Linked DNA regions of Mus musculus: region 1 is linked to region 2. The links are chromatin contacts, found by Hi-C or POLR2A ChIA-PET in ENCODE. All regions are on one chromosome and are shown on one strand. The core of a region is the stretch at or near the end of the contact, and the rest is flanking DNA. Distances in the headings are between cores, read along the strand shown. Region 1 has its middle 29 kb from the start of Rfx8. Region 2 overlaps Rfx8 (regulatory factor X 8).

Region 1 (2,700 bases), core at 91-2,590, 51 kb after region 2:
ATGTGCTTGCTATAGCCCAGTGAAGCTCCATTGTGACAACGTTCACTCTACCAGGGCTATTAATTGTAGATCGCTTCTTGGTTAGGGGTGGGAGCCAGTGTCCTCTTCCCCTCTCAGCGCTGGGACCCTGTTCAGTTAGAACCTCTGCAGAGCCTGCAGTCTCTGTGAGTTTATGTGTACATCCATCCCATTATGTCTGAAGGACAGTTTCCTTGGAGTTATCCATCTCTTCTGGTTCTCACAGTCCTCGCACTTCCTCAGCTGAAGAGATCCCTGAGCCCCGAGGGGAGGGTTTGATGGAGACATTCCATCTAGGACTGTATGTTCCATGTCTCTCAGTCTCTGCACACTGTTGGGTTATGGGTCTATTAATTACCATCCGCTGCAGGAGCTCCTCTGAGGATGGCTGAGCCCTGGGCTCACCGATAATGAATGACCTCCTGTTGCACCTGCTTTCCTGACAGTAACATTGTTGCATTCTTTGTGGCTGAAGAAACACTGTTGCACATAACATCACAACTAGTACTTGTGAGAAAACGCCAAGAAAACCAGACAGGAGTCTTGTCACCTCATTTTCTTCAAAACACGGAATTGTTCCTTGAATGTGTTTCACACCCCTCCCAGGTGTATTGGAGAGAAGTGATCTACTTCAGATTATTTATTACAGCTGGTTAGTGTTATCTCTTTACATCTAAGGGAAAACCTGGTCTTGCCTCGTGCAGTTTGTCCTTGAGAATGGACTGCTTAACCCTCAGAGTATAAGTTGCTTGAATAAAGGTGGCAATTGCATGAGACTTGAGTCTGCCTCATTTTTTGGTCCTGTTCTTTCAGGGCCATGCTGCCAACTAGAGAAGCAAACATAAATGTACCTCTGATCTCCCTTGATATTTATAGCTCTTAATAGCTCTCTTAGGTCAACAAAATGAGATAAAGACCAAGGTTGTTCTTGTCCATTTAGACCCATAAAGAAGGGAGGGGACTGACACTTGGCTGTTTAATGCCAACAGTCTCCATTCATCCATTAGGTGGATGATATCTGCTATTTTGCTTGTGGGAAAGAGGGGAGAGCAGAGCTCACTTCCGGAATCTGGATGTTTACTGCCTCACAGAGGGAGAAAACACTGTCTGGTTAACTCAGCTGGCACCTTCTGCAAAGGTGACACCTTTGCAGAGGGGAGTCAAAACTAACATCTTTCAACTTATTGGGACTCCAAAAGATGGCTTTTGATTTTGTGGCCTTTGTTTCACTGGGAGAGTAAATGGCAGTTGTGAAGGCAAAGGGGAAAGGTTTGGGAGTCCTCCCTTGTGGCGCCTCCTCTGCTTGGCCTACTGAGAGGGAGGCTGTATACAGCTTGGAGCCAGCCTCTGCTGGCTCTCCCTAGAGGGACAGCTGCAGAAAAGCAATCAAAGACTGACAAAGCTGCAATGTCCCCCCTCCCCCAACTGCAGACTGAGAGACACCATTTCCTGTCCATTGTGGCTGGGCCCCGGATGCTGCTTGATTAAACCTTGGGTTTCTGACATGTGCAAGAAGGGAAAGGGTCGTGGAAAACATAAAGGAGCTGGAATGTTCTCTTGCTTAGGGCTACTGATCTTTCCTAAACCAATCCTCTGTGCTTCTCAAATGTTTGCTATATTACAATGCAGGATCTTTCTGTATCATTTTCCCTTAAGTACTGACTGTTATCCCACTTGTAGGAATGGACTGACTGTCAGACAATCAGCTTCAGAGATCAAAGGGATGGTACCAGGCTGCAAAGAATTCATCTCTGAGTTCTAAGCCAGCAGCCCACTGTTGAGCACAGCAGCCCATTGTTGAACACAGAGATTGGGAATTTGTGTTACTGTCTTAGTGGGCATCTGTTTTCATCTATTCCCTGCTGCTATAACAAAATGGTGGAGATGGGCAATTAATACAGAGTAGACATTTGATTGACTTGCAGTTCTAGAGACAGGGAGGTCTAAGAGCATGGACCAGCAGAGGGTCTCTGGAGGGGCACCCTCAGACATAAGTGTCATCATGGGGTATCATATCTACTTCTTAATTCCCTCCAAACTCACCTCAAGTAACAGTAACATGACTTTGGGGTTTAAATTTTCCAATATAGGAACTTTCGTGGGGGACGTTTAAATGATAATAGCAGCCAAGGGAAACATGAAGCTGCCACTGATGGGGCAAGACAATGTGGAGCTGAGACCTTATTTGTTCATCATTGTGCAAGACATATTCCTTAATTACTGATGAGCCACTGGGCACTGTGTGGGACAGTGATAAGACCTGGGTCTTCAGCTCAGTGAGCTGAAAATGGGACCCTGATTTTGGGGGGGGGGGGGCAGGGAGTTATCATCATAAGAACAGTAGAGAAACCGTGTTTGACTTTCAATTTTATTTATTCACTCTTTTTCGGGTTTTTTCTTTTACTCTTTTTCCCCCCAGTTCTGATGCAATGTCCACAAGAGATCCCAGGTACCATATGACAGACAGCCCTACTGGGCTCACCAGGTAAGCACAATGAGGCTTCTCTGGACAGGAACTGATGAAAGCCCACGAGATGCCATGCGGGCCCCCAGCAGGAAGGTTTAGAGAAGGCAGCGTTTTGCTAGGATTAACCTGCTTAGGGCTTAGCCTGATGGCAGCAAATAGACCTCACTGCTTTTCAGCTTTTTCTCCCGAAAGAAAATTTGACATTTTTTTCCTCT
Region 2 (2,700 bases), core at 64-2,563:
TTGGAATGAATGCACTTCGAGTTATGGGGCAGCCATGAGCCCATGGGGCCAAGGGTAGAATTTTATGGTTTCAAAGTGGTCAGCTATCCAGTTGAAGAGGGTGGGCTTGTGATGGTGAACGTGGATCGATCGCCAACTTGCCTGGCTTTAGGAACACCTGGGCCTTAATGAGACGAGCTTTGGATGCCTATGTATGCACCCAGAACCCCCGAGTAGGAGGGAAGACCGAGCCTGAACGTGGCTCCACCATCTCCTGGGATGGAGTCTTGAACTGAATCAGGAGTGGGGAAGGCAGAAAGCCATGTGAGCATTAGGCTTTCTCCATTCTCTGCTTCCTGGCCAGCACCTAAGACAAGCTTCCTGCTGCGGCACCTCCCCCTCCACGAGGGAGCGTATCACTCCAAACTCTGGGCCAGCACACCTGCCTCTAGGCTTTTTTCCAGTGAAACAGGAGGAAATACGATTTCTCTACAATCCTACATTGTGCCAACACAGAATTCCTGGATCTTTTCTGTGCAGAAATGAATACAAGAACACATATAAGATGATATTCAGGTCCATTTATCCACCCACCGACCTTCCCTCTCTTCGTCCAGTCTGCCCATTTATCTATTCATCTTCCGGTCCACCCATCCACCCACCCACTCACCATTCATCCGTTTAACTATCCATCTGTTTCTCACTCAGTCACACTATGCATGTCAAGTGTCTATCACAGGACAGGCATTTTGTTAGCTCTTTGCCAGCATTTTGTAGGGGGGCATAGTTGTGATCAAGATATAACAAGAGCCTTTATCATCATCATTGTAATTATCACTATCACCAGCAGCAGCAGCATCACTAATAGTCTGGTTTTGCTTTTTGCTTTTTCGAGGCAGGGTGTTTCTGTGTAGTCCTGGCTGTCCTGGAACTTGCTCTGTAGACCAGGTTGGCCTCGAACTCAAAGAAATCCACCTGCCTCTTTTTCCCCCGAGTGCTGGGATTAAAGGCGTGTGCCACCACCATCCAACTAAAAGTTATTTTGAGAGACAGAGGGAGAGAGAGAGAGAGAACAGAGGACTCCTGAGGTCTGGCCATAAGTCTCAGTCAAAAGTGCTGGTACACACAGGACCTGGAAGACTGGACACAGGGAACATTGCAGACATTGGCTGTGCTTGAACATGCAGAGCTGGGCTAGCAAGTTAAGGCTGTGGTAGATCTGAGTTCCACTTTCCCTGCACTGGAGTCTACTGCCACCCAGGCTCAGCACAGTGAGAGTAAGGTCAGAGGGGGTCTGAGGGGGTCAGAGGGGAGGAGTCCAGGGTGCCAGACAAGAGGGCTGTGTGTCTCTGGGCTCACTGGCCCCTGCGTCATTTCCCCAGTGCGGTTCTGATTCAGACAATGAGGACATTTATTAGGCCCTAAGCCAAAGCACAGTTGTTGCTAAATTATGGCCACAGGGAAGCCACACACAATATCAGAGCTGGCCTTGAAGAGAAGGAGGGTCCACGTCCTGCCGGGCTGTCCCAAGCCTCTGGCAGTTTCTAATCACCAGAGCAGAATAGAGAGCAAGCCTACGGACCAGCGGTGGCCCTGTGGTTAGTCTGTGCCTTGAAGAACTGCAGTCCTCATCGGCCACCCCCTGAGCTGCTGTATCCTAACCTAGGTTGTTAGAATTTCATAAACAATGGGGCAGGGGCAAGGCCAGCCAGACCGGGGGAGGCAGGAGACCAGGGAGGACAGAGGTGACATCCCACTGCAGCAGCTAGTGGCTGCACTTCCTCCAGTAAGAAAGACCCTTGGGTTCTGGTGACCCTGGACAGGAAAGGCATGGGGTCAAATGACTCTAAGTACTATTTAAGTCCCAGAGTTTCACCGGGCATGGTGGCACACGCCTTTAATCCCAGCACTCGGGAGGCAGAGGCAGGCGGATTTTTGAGTTCAAGGCCAGCCTGGTCTACAAAGTGAGTTCCAGGACAGCCAGGACTATACAGAGAAACCCTGTCTTGAAAAACCAAAAAAAAAAAAAAAAAAAGTCCCAGAGTTTTTAAATATTTGGTAACATGTACACTCAGGCTTCCTTCAGACTCACCTATACTTAGATCCTGAGTCTCCCATGGAGAAAACCCAGGGAACTCTTGTTTCTTTGGGGTCCAGCAAGTGCCTGCTTGCTTTATGTAGCATGAGAATCACATTAGTTTAACCTGTTTTCATAATCACTTGGCACTAAGGAGACCAAGATATACTTCCAGGGCACACTGTGATCTTAAATAAGTAGGTAGGTAGATAGGTAGGCAGACAGACAGACAAATAGACAGACAGACATCCCAACAAGTCTTCCAAGCATGGTGTTAGCTCTAGCTCTGGTTTGCTTCCACATTCTCGGGCTTTGACATCACTGTCATTAATCCAGACTCCCATTACATCACGCTGGCACCCCCAATCTCCCTTGCACATCACTCAGCATCAGGGAAAACAATTTAAAGCAATTACAAAGATAAGGAGATAGTAATGTAATAAAATCCTACTCTCAGATCATGCTGTCTAGGCCGAGCACTGGGGCAGAGCACTATCCTCCAGTCCCCAGGGTCCACCTCTAGGGCTCTCTTACCACATCTGAAAGAATTATTTTGGTTCTGATCAGAAGTGACCCTTCACAGGTAGTTTTGGATATGAAGTTAAAATGTAAACATAGATTCATCTGGGGACACATAGTTGCAT

Evidence for each region. Hi-C counts contacts between places; a loop is a spot of excess contacts on that map. ChIA-PET counts read pairs that join two places held with the same protein, here RNA polymerase II (POLR2A).
Region 1: a map of Patski shows a loop between it and region 2 (2.5-fold over the local background). The contact joins two enhancer-like sites. A Hi-C loop is called at or near these places in 11 of 37 maps with a recorded cell type or tissue (Patski, T-helper 17 cell, adrenal gland and 3 more). POLR2A ChIA-PET finds 5 or more read pairs at or near these places in 1 of 5 experiments (Patski).

What each region holds. Positions count from the first base shown.
Region 1 is chr1:39,748,456-39,751,155 of GRCm38, forward strand. No RefSeq gene overlaps it. Among named protein-coding and RNA genes, the nearest start is that of Rfx8, 29 kb to the left of the region's middle. Within about 2 kb of position 1,341, at least 1 of the 3 ENCODE cell types and tissues checked has a DNase peak (open chromatin) inside an H3K27ac peak, as active enhancers do; it is heart, where a contact is called at or near this core.
Region 2 is chr1:39,697,263-39,699,962 of GRCm38, forward strand. The region is part of intron 4 of Rfx8 (regulatory factor X 8); the gene reads right to left. Among named protein-coding and RNA genes, the nearest start is that of Rfx8, 22 kb to the right of the region's middle. Within about 2 kb of position 1,314, at least 1 of the 3 ENCODE cell types and tissues checked has a DNase peak (open chromatin) inside an H3K27ac peak, as active enhancers do; it is heart, where a contact is called at or near this core.